Linked DNA regions of Mus musculus: region 1 is linked to region 2. A link is a loop called in an ENCODE intact Hi-C map of the cell type or tissue named here. Cell type or tissue: heart. All regions are shown on one strand.

Evidence for each region. A loop is a pair of places that touch in the nucleus more often than their neighbours do. Peaks named below come from ENCODE experiments on the same cell type or tissue, not always from the same donor. Only the 100,000 strongest peaks of a DNase experiment are listed, where the experiment ranks them.
Region 1: it touches region 2 in a loop (2.6-fold over the local background); 3 of 42 quality-filtered maps call a loop at or near these places.

The regions. Positions count from the first base shown.
Region 1 is chr10:117,625,659-117,633,658 of GRCm38, forward strand. It overlaps Cpm (carboxypeptidase M), which reads left to right and starts at 3,842. Exons shown (of 9, transcript NM_027468.1): 1 at 3,842-3,869; 2 at 4,063-4,225. The coding sequence starts at 4,066. In heart, no CTCF peak of the experiment used is centred here; a DNase peak (open chromatin) is centred at 3,783; H3K4me3 peaks cover 1,965 bases; H3K27ac peaks cover 918 bases; H3K27me3 peaks cover 5,066 bases.
Region 2 is chr10:117,451,965-117,459,964 of GRCm38, forward strand. It overlaps Gm51783 (a long non-coding RNA gene), which reads left to right and starts at 4,550. Exons shown (of 3, transcript XR_003948948.1): 1 at 4,550-5,213; 2 at 5,928-6,098. In heart, a CTCF peak has its summit at 3,698 (motif pointing right); DNase peaks (open chromatin) are centred at 407 and 3,737; H3K27ac peaks cover 744 bases; H3K27me3 peaks cover 1,239 bases.

The sequences.
Region 1 (8,000 bases), 170 kb after region 2:
ATATGTAACTCTTTGCTAGCCTCATTGGTAACATTCACTCTGTTTACTGGCTGTTTGCATTGCTGCTTTAGGACTTGCCTATTAAAGTCTAGTTGCCCACTCTTGATTTTGTAAGAGCTGTTAGTTCTGTCTTCTGGTATGTCAACGAGCCTTTGTTGCTATGAGAAAACATCTGAGAAAAACAACTTATAGGTAGAAAGATTTATTTGGGTTCAAAGGTTCAAAGGTTTCAGTTCATAGACTCTGTGGTGAGGCCGATCACCATGGGAACAGAACAGAACAAAGCCACTCACCTCTTTAGAGGCAGGAGGTGGAGAGTGAGCAGAAAGGCTAGAAACAAGATACATCCTCGAAAGTCATTTGCCCAGTGACCTACTTCCTCCTCCTCTACCAGGTTATCATCATTTCCAAATAGTGCCACAAATTATTCACAAACAATGGGTCGGTCCATTACTGAGGTCAGTCATCATGATCCCAGCAGCGTTCCAAAGCCCCATCTCTAAATACTGCTACACACAGAAGCCTTCAACACAGGAGCCTCTGCGGACATTCATAAGCAAACCGTATCGCCTTACTTGTCTTTTTTTTTTCTTGTAAACTTTATACCAGATTTACTCATACAGAATCCATATGCCAAGTTGTCAACCATTAGACTTCCGGTACTTTAATCGTTTCATCATAAGAAAAGTTGCCTTGATTGGTCTTCATGTGGGTCCCCTAACAATTGGAGCAGGGGTGGGGGAGCTGTCTATCGCTCTGTTGCCTGCTACTGGATCCCCTTCCCCTAACTGGACTACCTGGTTAGGCCTCAGTGGGAAAGGATGTGCTAAGTCCTGCTACTACTGGATGTCTCAGAGAAGGGTGGTACTGAAGGTGTGGGGGAGGGGGGCTTCCCCTCCTCAGAAAAGAAGAGAAGAGAAGGGGAGGGAAGGGAAGGGAAGGGAAGGGAAGGGGAGGGGAGGGGAGGGGAAGGGAAGGGAAGGGGAAGGGAAGGAAGGGGAGGGGAGGGGAGGGGAGGGGAAGGGAAGGGAAGGGAAGAGAATAGGTTAAGGGATTTGTAAGGGTGGGACTGTGAAGAGAGGAGGGAGGGGGCTACAATTGGGATGTAAAGTGAATAGATAGATAGATAGATAGATAGATAGATAGATAGATAGATAGATAGATAGATAGATAGATAGATGGGGGGGGGAGAAAAGTTGCCTCTGAAACCATAAATCTGAGTTTTCCCCTCTATCCAGCTTGTTTATTATTCTGCATCCTTCTCTCTCTTCCTCTCTTCCTCTCTTCTCTCTTCCTCTCTCTTCTTCTCTCTTCCTCTCTCCCTCTCTCTTCCTCTCTCTTCCTCTTTCTTCCTCTCTTCCTCTATTCCTCTCTTCCTCTCTTCCTCTCTTCCTCTCCTCCTCTCTTCCTCTTTTCCTCTTTTCCTCCCCAGCAGTGCATCTCACACCCGAATGTAGGACGGATCTCTGGAACTCTATTAAGGCTTGCAATGGGATGAGAGAACCAGAATTTTTGCATGCTCCAGGTGACATCACTGTCCTTAGATCACACTTAAGGTCACTAGTGCTAAACCTTCAGGACCCCAGCCCTCTGATTCCCTACTCAGTCCTTCTTGCCACATGTCAACCTCCAGGGCAGCAAGTGCAACTTTTTCTCACCCCTTCGTTTTCTCGGAATACCGAATACAGTGGGCAATCCATCTCAGCACTGACAAAGCCACCATCTCCCAGTCTCCAGCCACAGAGCCACTCACTACACTAGTGGCCCTCAACCTTCTCAATGCTGTGACCCCTTGATACAGTTCCTCACATTGTGGTGACTCCCACCCATAAAACTATTTCGTTGCTACCTCCTAACTGTAATTTTGCTACCATTGTGAAATGTAATCTGATAGGAGACCCCTGCGAAAGGGTTGTTCATGGCCAACAGGTTAAGATGTGCTGCTGTGCTCCAGGAAGTGACACCCCTTCCGTTTACTTCTGCAGCAGTCTGTGATCTCTAGTGAGACAATTCTTCATTTCGCTCATCTCCTTCCTGTCCCACATAATAACTGCATAAACTCCGTGGCTGCCCCCCAAGCCACACCCCTCTCCTTTCCTTTCAGCTCTTTCAACCCATGATCAGTGAAAGGAGAAGCTCTCCCAAGCCCATGGTGGCAGTACATTTAGCACAGCAACAGCTATGTCCGAAAATGTAAGCGCTGTGTTAAGGTTTCCCAATCGTCAGAAAATTCTCCTTAAAGACGTATTCATTAAGCTGGGTGTATTTAATAAACACGTCATGGCTCTAACGATGTGCCTACCAACCTTATTCAAGGCGTTAGATTGACTGCCATTTTACATAGTTCTTAGTACGCCTAGCACAGTGAATTCACATAGTCCTGGGGTCAGAGGAAGGACTTACTGCCTGAAATCACAGGAGACCTTGAAGATCCCTCAGACCTCATAACCTTACACCATCTGTATTTGTAAGAGAGGGCAGGCAGTCCTTCACCCCAGGTTCTCCACTGTGTCCCTCCCCACTTAAACCTCTAAAACAGTGGCTCTCAACCTTCCTAATGCTGCAACCCTTTAATACATTTCCCTATTTTGTGCTGACCCCCCGCCTAACCATAAAACCATTTCGTTGTGACTTCATTGTAATTTTGTTACTCTTATGAAACGCAAAGTAAATATCTGTTATTCAGGAAATCCCTGTGAAAGTCCCTATGTCCTCAGGGGGTCTCCACCCACAGGCTGAGAACCTCTGCTTTAAAACATTAATTCTTTTATTAGTCGTATGTAAGGGGCGGGCGGGGGGGGGGGCGCGGTGCAGCAAGGATCACGTTGTGCCTGTTGCCGTCAGAGAACAACTCAGTGGAGTCGGTCTCTCCTTCTACCTTTAGATGGCTTCTGAGACTGCAATTCCGGGAGCCAGATTCGCAGCCCAAGAATCTTAATCCTCTCAGTGATCTCTCCTACCCTCAAGGACCCTTTTAAGAAAAACCCTCTCCTTCTGTACACTGGGAAGAAAATTCCATCCCCTCAATTTGGGATGGTCCCTGCCGTCACTATTTAAAAAGAATCTGTTCAAGATGTGTTATAACAAATCGGTAGTTTTCCGAGTTTGTTTGCCCCAGACCCTTGCAGGAGCCGGTGTTTCTTTAACAGTGTATGTAAATCCATGGGACAGAGAGACTGTGCGTGTGGTGCCCTTTAGAACATGATGGCCCCTTGTCACGAACCCACTTCTCACCAGTCACGATCTGTGTTCTCTTTAATGCAAACACAGGTCACCCCCTCCACCCAGAAAGCAGAATTTTAGGCAGAAGCACCGGAACTGGCCTGAGGACCACGGAGCAGCGACGACAGCAGCTCTGCTTTTGTCCTGCGAGTTGGTCACAAACTCAACTCTGATTCAGTCAAATGCTATCTACTAGACACTTTTGTTGGACATGGTCCTGTACCGCACACTCGGCACACGTAAGGCTCACACACATGTTCTCTCTTGAAAGCTCCCTGGCTTTCTCAGTTGCAGCACAGGGCTGAAAGCCTGGCCCAGCTTGGACTCCAGGTGGCCCGCCCACCGCCCACCGTGGGCACCATCTGCGCAGCGTTCCCGGGACCGCGGTGGCGGAGGGCAGGCCCCACGTCCAACACGGGCTCCGACAGGTCATGCCCCACCGCCCACCAGGCTCGCTCGCTGTCCTCAATACCCTGCAGGGCACGTTGTCCTGGGAGCTAGGGCGGAGATCCCGCCCCACGGGGCGGGAGCGGCGCGGAGCGGGCGTGTTGGTGGGCGTGTCGCCCGGGGCCCGCCCCTCTGTCCGGACTATAACTCCCCCGAGCGCCCAGCGCTCGCCGGCGGGCGGAGACGCGCGCCTGGTACTGGTGAGGTTTGCGGAAGGGTGCTGCTGCGGGGACTCGGGCGGGCTGCGGGGCTCCGGTGGGAACACCTTCACCTGGCTCCTCGGAGGAGGGAGCGTAGAGCTCAGGTGCCCCCGAGGGCGGAGAGGACTCGGGGCTGGCGATGCCCGCGCTTCTCCGTGGCGGACCCAGCTGCTCACTTCTCCTCCATCTCTAGGACATGGACCGCGCGCGCCTGTGGCTGGGGCTTCTGCTGCCCGTGGTGGCCGCCCTGGATTTCCGATATCACCACCAGGAAGGGATGGAGGCGTTCCTAAAGAGCGTGGCTCAGAACTACAGTTCGATCACGCACTTGCACAGCATCGGGAAATCTGTGAGAGGTAGGTGGCTTCCTGCGCACATCCCTAACCCTCAACCCGCGTTCAAAAGTAAGTTGAACGACAGCGTCTGGTCCCCTGTTGGTGAGGCTCTCCAAACGCGCTCCACGCAGGTAAAGCACACCTTGCCCAGTCAGGGGTTTCCTGCTTTTGTTTGTTGTTGTTTGTTGGTTGATTTTTTGTTTTTATTTTTGTTTTGTTTTTTCAATTTTGTTACATCAGGAGAGCGGTAAGAGGAACTGTATATATATATTGTCGTTTCTCTACAGAGAGTCATTGTCGCTTAGTCCTCTGTTTTATTGCCGTTGGGGATCGGGAAGTAATTATCTGAGAGGTGTATCTTCGTTCCTTTTCAGGGTAAACATCTTCCTCAGTTTCCCTTTTTGTTGGCTTCCTTGCATACTGATTGTGACTGTTAACTACGGATTCCTCAGGTCATTTTAAAACTAGACAGTGCCATACTTTTGTCGAGTTCTACACATATGTGATTAACCCGATAGCTTAAAGTTATGAGAAAATGTAGGTCTATGTCTAAAGGCTGTTTTTGAAGGATACACCTGCTTGGTAGTAAGTCACAACGAATGATCTCCTTAGCATTTGCAAATGTATCACTTAGTCTGCTTTACTTTTGAAACTATATATTCTTAGTGGAGAGAGTAGATGGGGATCCAAGAAGTTAAGAATTTTGGTCGAGTTACCTAGATGGCGATTCTATCCATCCATCCATCTAGCTAGCTAGCTCCTGGAGATAAAACTCAAGACCTCATTTGTGTTCCGCATTGTATCGTTAACCTAACCTGCTAGCCATAGAGGGTGAAGTTTTAGCCAGGACCTGCACCTGATCATTTTGGGTGGGGCAAATAAATTTAGCAGCTAGCATCATCTCCTAATCTTTTGTTACTACGCTGATTCTCACAAAAGTGGTTACCAGAAAACTTAATGCCTGGAATGAAAGAGCCCTGAAGTTCATGCAGTTTGGCTCAGCTGTGGAAGTTGTGTTCAAAAGTTCTGACCTGCAGTTTAGCACTGATCTCTTGACTCGACTGGAAGTCTCATAACCACATTACTAAGCAACCAGTCACTTCTCATAACTGTTAATGTCATGGTTCAGTTCTTGTATTACAGAGAAATATTAAAAATGCAATAAAAACAGCTTTGACTGTGTAATAGAAGCTTTATTTTGAAGCAGCATTGCCAGAGTTGGTGTCAGAAATCATCTAAGGGCTGGAGAGATGGCTCAGCGGTTAAGAGCACTGATTGCTCTTCTGAAGGTCCTGAGTTCAAATCCCAGCAACCACATGGTGGCTCATAACCATCTGTAATGGGATCCAACGCCCTCTTCTGGTGTGTCTGAAGAGAGCAATGGTGTACTCATATACATTTAATGAATAAATCTTAAAAAAAAAAGGAAATAATCTGAAATCCTCTGATCACCACAAACCCCAAGTATGGAGGTTAGTTATATGGAAAGTTATATCTTGAATCAGCATCTAGATTGAGTCTCTTAAAATAATTTATCCAAGGGCTAGAGTAGAGCAAATTTAAAGGATCTAAGAAGCCAGGCAGTGGTGGTGCCTGCCTTTAATCCCAACACTTGGGATTTCTGAGTTCGAGGCCAGCCTGATCTACAGAGTGAGTTCCAGGACAGCCAGGGCTATACAGAGAAACCCTGTCTCGAAAGAAACAAACAGAAAAAGAAGGTCTAAGAATACTAATTAATATAAAAGAAATGTACATCGCAACTAACTTGCTGTTATTGTTCAATCATTTTGTAACTACCAAGGTGATGGGATGCTGTTAGTCCAAGTACCACAGGACTCGTGTGCTTTTGTGTTTTCAAACACAAGGTTCTTAGGACAGATGTATGAGACTGTCCGCCTGCGAGCCGCCTGCTCACCTGAACTCAAACCTCGGGAAGAGTGAATGGAAGCCAGTAGACTTACTTGATCTTTATCTTTAACCTTGTATGCGCTTCAGTGGTTAAAGGATGAAGGGACTGTGGTGTAAGAAATAAAGCTGGCACCAGCAGCCAGATACTTGTGCTGTGTATGCATCTCTAAGTAATTACTTGGATTAGGGGGGAAAAAAATCCCAAATCTACCGTTAGGTTCCAGGGTAGGTCAAACTGTACACCTATGATTGACACCCGGTTGCCAAGGTGTCCCTGAATTTTAGTGTGATCACTGAGGTGTGGTGATTCTTGATGGCGCTCTTTCCCGGACATTTGCCCTCCGGTGTGAGGTATGTGTACTTAGCACATGGGGTTTACCCTGGTTGTCTTTATTTACTTTTTACCGCTATTAATATGGGCAGCCTCACCCGGACGAGGAAATAATGGCTAATTGGGCAAGCGCACCAGTGCACCTTGGGTTTTGTGAGTCTCTGTCATGTTTCCATTACTGCAGTTATGAATTTTACTTCCTTCCCCACTGCACACTACTTTAATATTTATTTTTAGGAAATATGATTTCAGACAGCTGATGAATTCTCTTGGTTTTAGACTCTGATTATGTGTGTTTTGTTAGTCATTCCCCATGTTGGGACGTTGGAATACTTTCTGATTCTGTTATAAATGATGATATAAATCCATCGATACATATCTTACATACATGCATTAGTGTACATGCATGCTTTGTCTACAGAATCCAAAGAGGGCATCATATCTCCCTGGAACTGAGGTTCCAACAATAGCAGCTTCCGCGTGGGTGCTGGGAACTTGATGTGGGTCCTCTAGAGAAGCAGCCAGTGCTCTTAACCAGTGAGCTGTCTTTCCAGCCCTGAACTTTTACTTAAAAAAAAAATTGAAACCTACACATTTGAGCACAAATTTACTTTTAACCTAGATTTAGACATAGTAGATGAGCCATATTTGACTCTAGGTTTTGAAGGCATCCTTAAAACTTGTTGACATGGTGTAGAAAAATCTTAGGTGAAAAACGAGAAAAGCAGTACCAAGTGGACCAGGGCACAATATTCACTGTCAGTGGTGTGTGTGTATGTGTGTGTGTGTGTGTGTGTGTGTGTGTGTGTGTGTGTGTGTGTGTATGTATGTGTGTGTATGTGTGTGTGTATGTATGTGTGTGTGTATGTGTGTGTATGTGTGTGTATGTGTGTGTACGTGTATGCGTGTATATGTGTGTGTGTGTATGTGTGTGTGTATGTGTATATGTGTGTGTATGTGTGTGTATGTGTGTGTGTGTGTTCATGAATTGCATAATTTGTTGAGCAAACAGACATATCTCATCTGTCCCTTGCTATCAGGTATCCTCCTTCAGATACAAATGTATTTATTACTAATTTCTCAGGCTTGGCCATCTGCATCTCACTAAACCAGTTTAGGACTATTGCTTGGTGGGTTGTTTTTTTTTTTTCTTTTTGTAGGAGGGTGTTTTGTTTTGGTTTGGTTTTGGTTTCCTGAAATAGGGTTTTGGCTCTGGAGTTTGTTGTTTTGTTTTGTTTATTTTCCATTCGTTTTTTTTTTAATGAGTTATTTCTTTATTATACATAAGTATACTGTAACTGTCTTCAGACAGTTTTTCTTGCTCCGGCCCTGCTTGCTCACTGTAGCTGTCTTCAGACACCCCAGAAGAGGGCATCAGATCTCATTACAGGTGGTTGTGAGCCATCATGTGGTTGCTGGGATTTGAATTCACATCCTTCGCCCTTCGGAAGAGCAGTTGGCACTCTTAACCGCTGAGCCATCTTTACAGCCCCTTGCTTGTTTTGTTTGTTATTTTGAGACAGGGTCTCACTGTCTGTCCTGGGTAGCCCTTGCTGT
Region 2 (8,000 bases):
ACCTTCAATCTTAGCACATAGACAGAGGCAGGCAGATCTCTGTGAGTTTGGAGTCAGCCTATTCTATGTAGTGAGTTCCAGGACAGCCAGGGCCTCATGGTGAGCCCTTGTCTCAGAAAGAAGAATTGTGGAGAAGAGGCCTATGTGGACCTCTGGCCTACACACACCCACCCACACATACACACACACACACACACACACACACACACACACACACACACAGACACCACAGAGATTTTTTTATTGGTAAAAAAAGATTCTACTAGAATCAAGTGTCTAAATAATAGGATTTAACCAAGGGGATCAAAAGGGATTAGAGTGAAACACCAAACCCACGAAGACAAAGAAAATCGAAACCAGAAACCACTCTCTCCCCACTTCCTGCTGGCTCATTTCCAGGTGCCTTTCTGTCTGGTCCCATTGTCTTACTTACTTGATAATCTCCCTGGGCCAGGAGGGTGTTGATTTAGAGCACCTCCTACTCCGACTGATAACAGCCTCCAGGCCTTCCATGCTCTGTGGGGTCTTCTTCAGCCTCCTAATGGCCCACCCGCTGTGCTTTCTGTTACAAATGTGAAAACCTTCATCCCCGCTAACCTACCAAGTGGTAAGGTGTTATTTATTGAACAGATACCAGGAGCACATGAAGGGCCGGGGGCACAGCTCTAAATGGTTGGGGAACCTCAGAGAGCCAAACAGATAAGAAACCTGCTCTTAGCTGCTTGTATCTTCCTGAGGTGGGAGAGGGTGCCCAGAGAATACTCAGAAACACAACAAGCAAGTGTAAGGTGTACTTGGCAGGTGGGCTATGGGAAAGGTCACAGTACAGGGATGGAGGAGGGCACCTGATTCTCCCCTGTTATCAGTGGGAGGCTGCAGTGGAGCAAAACACCCCCAGTCCAGATCTGCCCAGCTTCTGCCCTAATTTCCAGTTTGATCTATCTGGGACCCTTTCCTTGATCTCCACTGAAAACAGGAACGATGTTAAGTGCAGCTAGGCACGCATATCCTAAAGCCGGACTATTTGAAACAGATTTCCAGCTCAGCAAAATGCTCCCCTTGGACCAGTAAGCTGCTCTCTGCTAATAAAATTTACCTGTGTCACAGGTTATGGAGAGGGTGATGTCACCCACGGAGAGAGTGATGTCACCCATGGAGAGGGTGATGTCACCTATGGAGAGGGTGAAGTATGTTTAGCATAAGATGAGCAGAGCTGAGCGTGGCACAGCGGGGCAGATGTCACATTAAAGACAGAATGCCCGAACTGTGGGGTGGAGGACAGCGTCTGCTCAGAAAACGATGGCAGGGTGAGGTTGTGCGACCCATTTCTACCCTTCAACAGCTGTACAGCCTGCTGTGTGGGCCCCCCTGCTCAAAGCCCGAGGCTATGCCAACATGAACACAAGCATGCCTCTTCTTGTATCCATTGGTGTGTTTCCGAAAACCGCTCTTGGTTTTCTGTAGTGAGGAGGGTGGGGGGTTGTTTGTTTAAAACTTTATAAACAGAAGAATTTTTTAAAAATCTTATAGTCACTGTAATTTACATGGTACAGGGCTGGCACTGACAGGTCCCTTCAATGACAAGTCCGTTCAATGACAGAGAGTTTGTCTGAAGCCCAGGCTTGGGTCTCCAGAATCTCTGCACCAAACCAATTGTGCAGTACATTGATCACTACTGATGGAGAAATAGGAGTTACCTTTCTGTTTTCAAGATCTATCTATCTATCCGTCTATCTATCTATCTATCTATCTATCTATCTATCTATCTATCCATGAGATCTTAGAGTTGAACAACAGGAAACTATACCAGTGTTCCAAACCACCTGGCAACTGTCAGATGTTGCCAGTCACAAAATCCACTTCCAATAAGATGCCAGACCTGTCAGCAGCCTTGGTTTGGGAGGTTCTTAGGGACACTTGCTACTGGCAATATGCTGGCAAGCCTACCATGTTCACAGCTTGTGTGAAAAATATCACCCAGGCACTTCATGTCCTGTTGCCCGACGACCTCCAACTGCTGTCCTGCCTCCCTCAGGGGGATGGGGTTAGCAGAGGATATCCACTCACAATGAGATGTCTCACTTTCTGCGTTCAGATGAGACAATTCTCACTGTTTTCTTTAGTAAGAAAATGTTTCCCGAGAGAATTCTTCTTCTTACCACATCATTGAGCTCTAAGAGAAGTTAGTATCTCTCAATGATGGAGACACACTCTTCAAGATCTAGGCTGGCCTGGTCTACATAGTGAGTTCCCTGTCACCCAGGGTGTTACAGTGAGACCCTGTCCTTTACCGAAAGCAGCCTTCATTTTAATTTGGTGTTGCTTGGCCTGTACTGTGGGGCTGTTAAAAGCCACACCCATAGCCTCTGTAGAAGAAATAGATGGCAAAAACTTCAGTAGAACATCGAGGGTGGGGCTGGAGAGATGGCTCAGCAGGTAAAAGCAATGACTGCTCTTCCAGAGGTCCTGAGTTCAAATCCCAGCAACCACATGGTGGCTCACAACCACCCGTACTGAGATCTGATGCCCTCTTCTGGTGCATCTGAAGACAGCTACAGTGTACTTGTGTATAATAATAAATAAATCTTTGGGCCAGGGTTGACCGGAGCAAGCAGAGGTCCTAAAACCTCAATTCCCAACAACTACATGAAGGCTCACAACCATCTGTACATCTACAGTGTACTCATATACATAAAATGAATAAATAAATCTTAAAACAAAGAAAAAGAACATTGAGGGTGGATGAGATTGACCAGCTTGTCTTAGGAAGGAAAGAAGGCTCAGGATTTTGCCAATGACCAAGGGTTTCTGCCAGTCTCATCACCTCGGAAGCTGAGAATGAAGGCATGGAAGAGAAAATTCTGCAGGGCTGAGTTAGGGTTCCAGTGATGTGGCACATTACCTGAGATGCACATATTCAATAACTTTTCTCTTTCACTACCTCTGCTGGGTGGTGGACTAGAGGAGAGGGTGAACCTTTTTAAAAGTAGGCTGGAAAAAAAATGTGTGCCTCCAGGGCCTCTTCAAGGGCACACCCCAATGTCCTGTGTTCCTTTATCCCCCTTCCTAACCGTTCTCAACCTTCCTAACACTTCCACTCTTTGAGACAGCTCCTCATGCTAGGGTGACCCCCAACCATAAAAGTATTTTCATTGCTACTTCATAACTGTAAATTTGCTACTGTTATGAATCATGTTGTAAATATCTGATATGCAGATGGTCTAAGGCGATCCTCTGAAAGGGTCGTTTGACCCAGGTGGGTTGCGAGCTACAGGTTGAGAACAGCAGCTGTAGACACTACGGTCCTCCAAAGGGTTAACTTTGGCTCTCAGTTTGGGTTCAGAGTCCATCATAGTTGGAAGGTCCAGTGCAGACGCAAGAGGCTTCCGGTCACATTTCATCCACAGGCAGGAAGTAGAGGGCCTTGAATGCTGTCACGTGACTTAATCCTTTTCGTTTAGTCAAGGGTCCCAGCCCATAGCCTACATTAGGACGGGTCTTCTCACCTCAGCCCAACTTAGAAATCCCTCACAAACATGCTATAGGTTTGTTTTTTAGGTGATTCTAGTTCCTGCCAATCTGATGATCGAAGAGGGTGTTTTTGTTTTTTTTTTAGATTTTTATTTATTTATTTTAATTTTATGTATGAGTGGGTTTTGCCTGTTATAGCTGCACCACATGCATGTAGTGCCTCTAGAATCCAGAAGAGGGCGCCAGAAACCAATGTAACTGGAATTAGGACTGAGCCATCTTATGGATGCTCTGACCCCAACCTGGGGCCTCTGCAGGAACAGTAAGTACTCTTAACTGATGAGCCATCTCTCCAGCCCTTTTAATGATCAGTATTAACCTTGACATTTTTTAAAACATTCCATCATCTCCCAAGAACACCACAGGTGAGCGAGCAAACCTTTAGCAAACGGACTCTTAGGGGACACTTAAGGTCCAAATCATAACAAGTGGCTAGAGATGATTAAACAAGAATACTGGCAAACTCAACAAGTCTGGGCAACTCCCCTGCAGCAGCTTATCTCCCGAGATTTGTTTCAAGGACTTCTCCTGTAGTAAATTATTAAACAGTGTAAATCTACATCTGAGATAAAGCAAAAGGAAGGGAATGTTGTTTGAAGTTGGAGGTCAAACATTCAATGGCCTCGTGCTGCACGGACACCTGTCCTTTAGCACAAGCACAAGGGTTGGGTAAATGGAGACATAGTTGCAATTACCCTGTTTGAAGCGCTCCTGTTTCTGTGCCCAGGAACGGCTTGAAACCTGGAGGAGAAACACTTTCTCACCAGGGGGAATAAGGAGCTGGAAGTTTCGGGACCATCTTGCTTGCACACCTGCTGCTCAGAATCTGGGGGAGAGGCCTTTGCTAAGCCAAGTCGCCAACACAAAGCTTCTCCAAAGGCCAACAGGAATAGTGGCATTGCAAGAAGATGTGTGCCATGGTAAACTCTGAGTGTGGCCACCCCAGAGGGTCGTGAGGCAGGGCCAGCTTTTAGTGTATTCGTTGCTGGAGTTACAGAAAGGAAGGCTTCTAAAGGCAAAAATGAGAAAGATCACACAACCTCTTTTGTTGCAACAATCCTTTGGCCAGGCAGACTAGTGGACAAGGGCGTTCAAAGGTCAGAGGTCAGTCCAAATTTAAACAGAAGACGGCGGATCAAATGTCCTTGCACAATCGTGGTGTAGTGTGTAAGGTTGTAGATGCCCTTGTTCGAGGCTGTGATTCTGTCAGTCTTTGGAGGGCAGTCCTTTTTATCCAGGACTTGGTGACAGTCGCTACTCCAGGGCTTTCCAGCTTGACCTAAGTGACTCTGTTTTCTCTCTGACAACCTTTACACTTTCCAACCCCACCCTGCGAAGGCCTATACCTGATACAAGATCCCCTAAGCTGTTACCGTTCGTTCCTACGTCAGGACTTGCTCTTACCCTGTTCTCTCTGACCTACAATGTGCCATCTCAGGTGACCTTCTGTGTCCCCATGGCCTGGAGACAACGCATTGTCCTGGGCTCCCCTGTTCTACCTCCTTTTCCGCCCCTGCCACTCTGGCAAATTCTACTGTTTATTAAAGTTCCCACCCTGGCCTGTGAACTGGAAGTGGCTGTAGATTGTGGAAAGAAAATGTGGTCTTGTGTGGGAGGTTCCGGCACGGTCTAGAATTTCAGCACTCTCAGTAATTCTCACCCTGAGTTGACACAAAGACTAGGTGAGTGAAGATGCCTAGATTCTACTGTAGCTGAAATCTGGGGGGGAAGGGAGGAGGCATGAAAGGTGGGAGCACTCCTAACAGGGATCTGCCAAGTAAATGCCAGGTGTCTGAACCTGTACTGTCCAGGGAGCCTGTGTGTCTCCTCTGGACCAGGAACTGGTCTATCTTTGAGGCCACTGGGGTTCCGGAATTCAGAGCCTTCTCAGAAGCCCCTATCCCACCCCACCCCGCCCTCCGCGTGTCCCGGAGGCAGCTCAGCCACTTTGCCGGACTCCCTGCCCAGCTGAACCTCAACATTCCTGATGAGACCGAGGAAGGCGCTAATTAAACTAATCACGGGAGAGAGCTGCTTCCCGCTCGTGATCCGTTTGCGAGCACCTCCATAACGAGGTTATTATTATGTGTAAGGGGAGTTTGGCTCTAAATTTTAATTTCCTGGGACACCAGAGCCAATGCCAAGGAGGAGTTTATGGAAATGCAGCCTGATGCCAAAAACAAATTAGATTTGTTCTGCCACAGGATATTTTGTGAAGTTGTGAAGGATTGGCCACATGGGGAGAGACTTACCTTGACTGCTTCATCTCCCTGTCGGTCTATGCCCAGGCCTTAGAATATTCTCGATGTAATAAAGTCCCTTAAAATGCAGACTGATTCCTTTTTTAAATCCACATACTTAATTTATAGGCTCTTGTTCCCTGCCCTTCTCCACAGGAGAACCTTGATTGTCTTTTTTAAGCTGGGTTTTACACTGTTTTCTTCTCCTGTGTGGTTTGGGAACTATCGAAGAGAAGAACAATGCCTAACAAGGAAAAACAGAAATACTCAATTGGTGTCTGACTAATCAGGTTACGACTCAGATGGACTCTACACCATTCTCCCCAGGTAAGAGACCACAGGCTGCTTTTCTTTCCCCAGTCTGCTGTCCTGTCCCCTCCCCTCCCCTCCCCTCCCCTCCCCTCCCCTCCCCTCCCCTCCTCTCCCCTCCCCTCCCCTCCTGTCCCCTCTCTTCTCTTCCTCTTCCCCTCCCCTCCCCTTCTCCTTCCCCTCTCCCCTTCCCTCTCCTTCCTTCTTTCCTTCCTTTTTTTTTTCTCTTCCAGGATAGGGTTTCTCTGTGTAGCCCCGGTGGTTCTGGAACTTGTTCTGTAGACCAGGCTGGCCTCGAACTCAGAGACTTGTCTGTCTCTGCCTCCTGAGTTAGCCACCAGTGCGCAGGCCCAGTTTCTTTCTTCGCTGTCCCTCTCCATGCTTTAAACCCCTGGTGTATATTTGGGCAACTTCAAGATAACTCATAGGTGAGTTAAAGGTCCCAGTACCTTTGTGTACGATGTTCACAACAGTACCCTGTGATTGGCCCTCTGTTAGTTCAGTGGTTTAAGTCAACCTTGGAACACACAGAGTTCACTCTGCTTCTGAGAGTTTGTACAATAAACATGTTGTATCTGGACACAAAAGGACAAAAGATGAACAATAAGCCAGGGAGAAGAATTCCATGCTGTGCCCACAGGCAAGGTTAAATGTTGTTATTACACACAACGCTCTCCTGAGGATCTCTCCTTATCTCACCAGCCCACCTTCGGGAGTTTGCTTATTCAATGAGAATCTGTGTAATAAACCACATTGTAGTTGGGCATGAGAAGATAAAAGATGAACAGTAAATTGGGGGCAGCGGTCACATGCCGAGCTCACAGGCAAAGGCTTAGTGTTACACACAAAGCTCCCCTTAATATCTTCCCTTAGGGTTCCCTTTACGCCATAAAAACCACCCAGGAGGCTAGAGAGGTGGCTCAGCTCTTCCGAACACTTGTTGCTCTTAGAGAGAACCCAGCTTCAATGTCCAGCTTCCACATGGTGGCTCACAGCCATCTATGACTCTGTCACAAGAGATCTGTTGCCCCTTTCATAGTGGGTCAGGCCTACCTGGCTGTTGCCAGGTAACTGTGGGGAGGAGCATACCTGGCTGTTGCCAGGTAACTGTGGGGTGGAATTTAGACAGAATGCTAACAGTGGAGTCTTGGTATTCTTAGTGGGACATGGCTGAGACCAGGAGGGAGGATGTCGTGCTGAAGGTTGGCAGACAGAGAGCATAGGAAATAGTCATCTCTGGCTGGATGTGGGGGAGTGGATAGGATAGGAATATGGGATAAGCTTGCTTTGTGGGCTGAAGGCTTCTTGAACGTTGATATTCTAAATCAATTATACTTATCTATCTACCTATCTACCTACCTACCTATCCATCTATCCATCAACTATCTATCTACCTACCTACCTATCCATCTATCCATCCATCATCTATCTATCTATCTATCCATCCATCATCTATCTACCTACCTATCCATCTATCCATCCATCATCTATCTATCTATCCATCTATCCATCCATCATCTATCTATCCAGCTATTCATCCATCATCTGTCTATCCATCTATCTATATACCTACCTACCTACCTACCTACCTGTCTGTCTGTCTATCTATCTATCTATCTATCTATCATCTATCTATCTATTTGTGTATATTTGTGTTGTGTCTTGTGTGTGCTTGGGCATGTATGTACACACATGTGAAGGTCACAGGACAGGAGTTGATTCTCTTCTTCTACCAGGTAGAACCAGGGGTGGGGGGCTATTCTCAAGTATGGGCCTTGGTAACAAGAGCTTTAACCTGCTCAGCTATTTATTCCACCGGTCCAGAGATCCTAAGTTTAAGGTGACTACTTGGTATGGGCGAGGCTTTTCTTGAGTCTGTCTGGTTGCTGGGACACAGCCGAATCAGGGCATCATATGTCG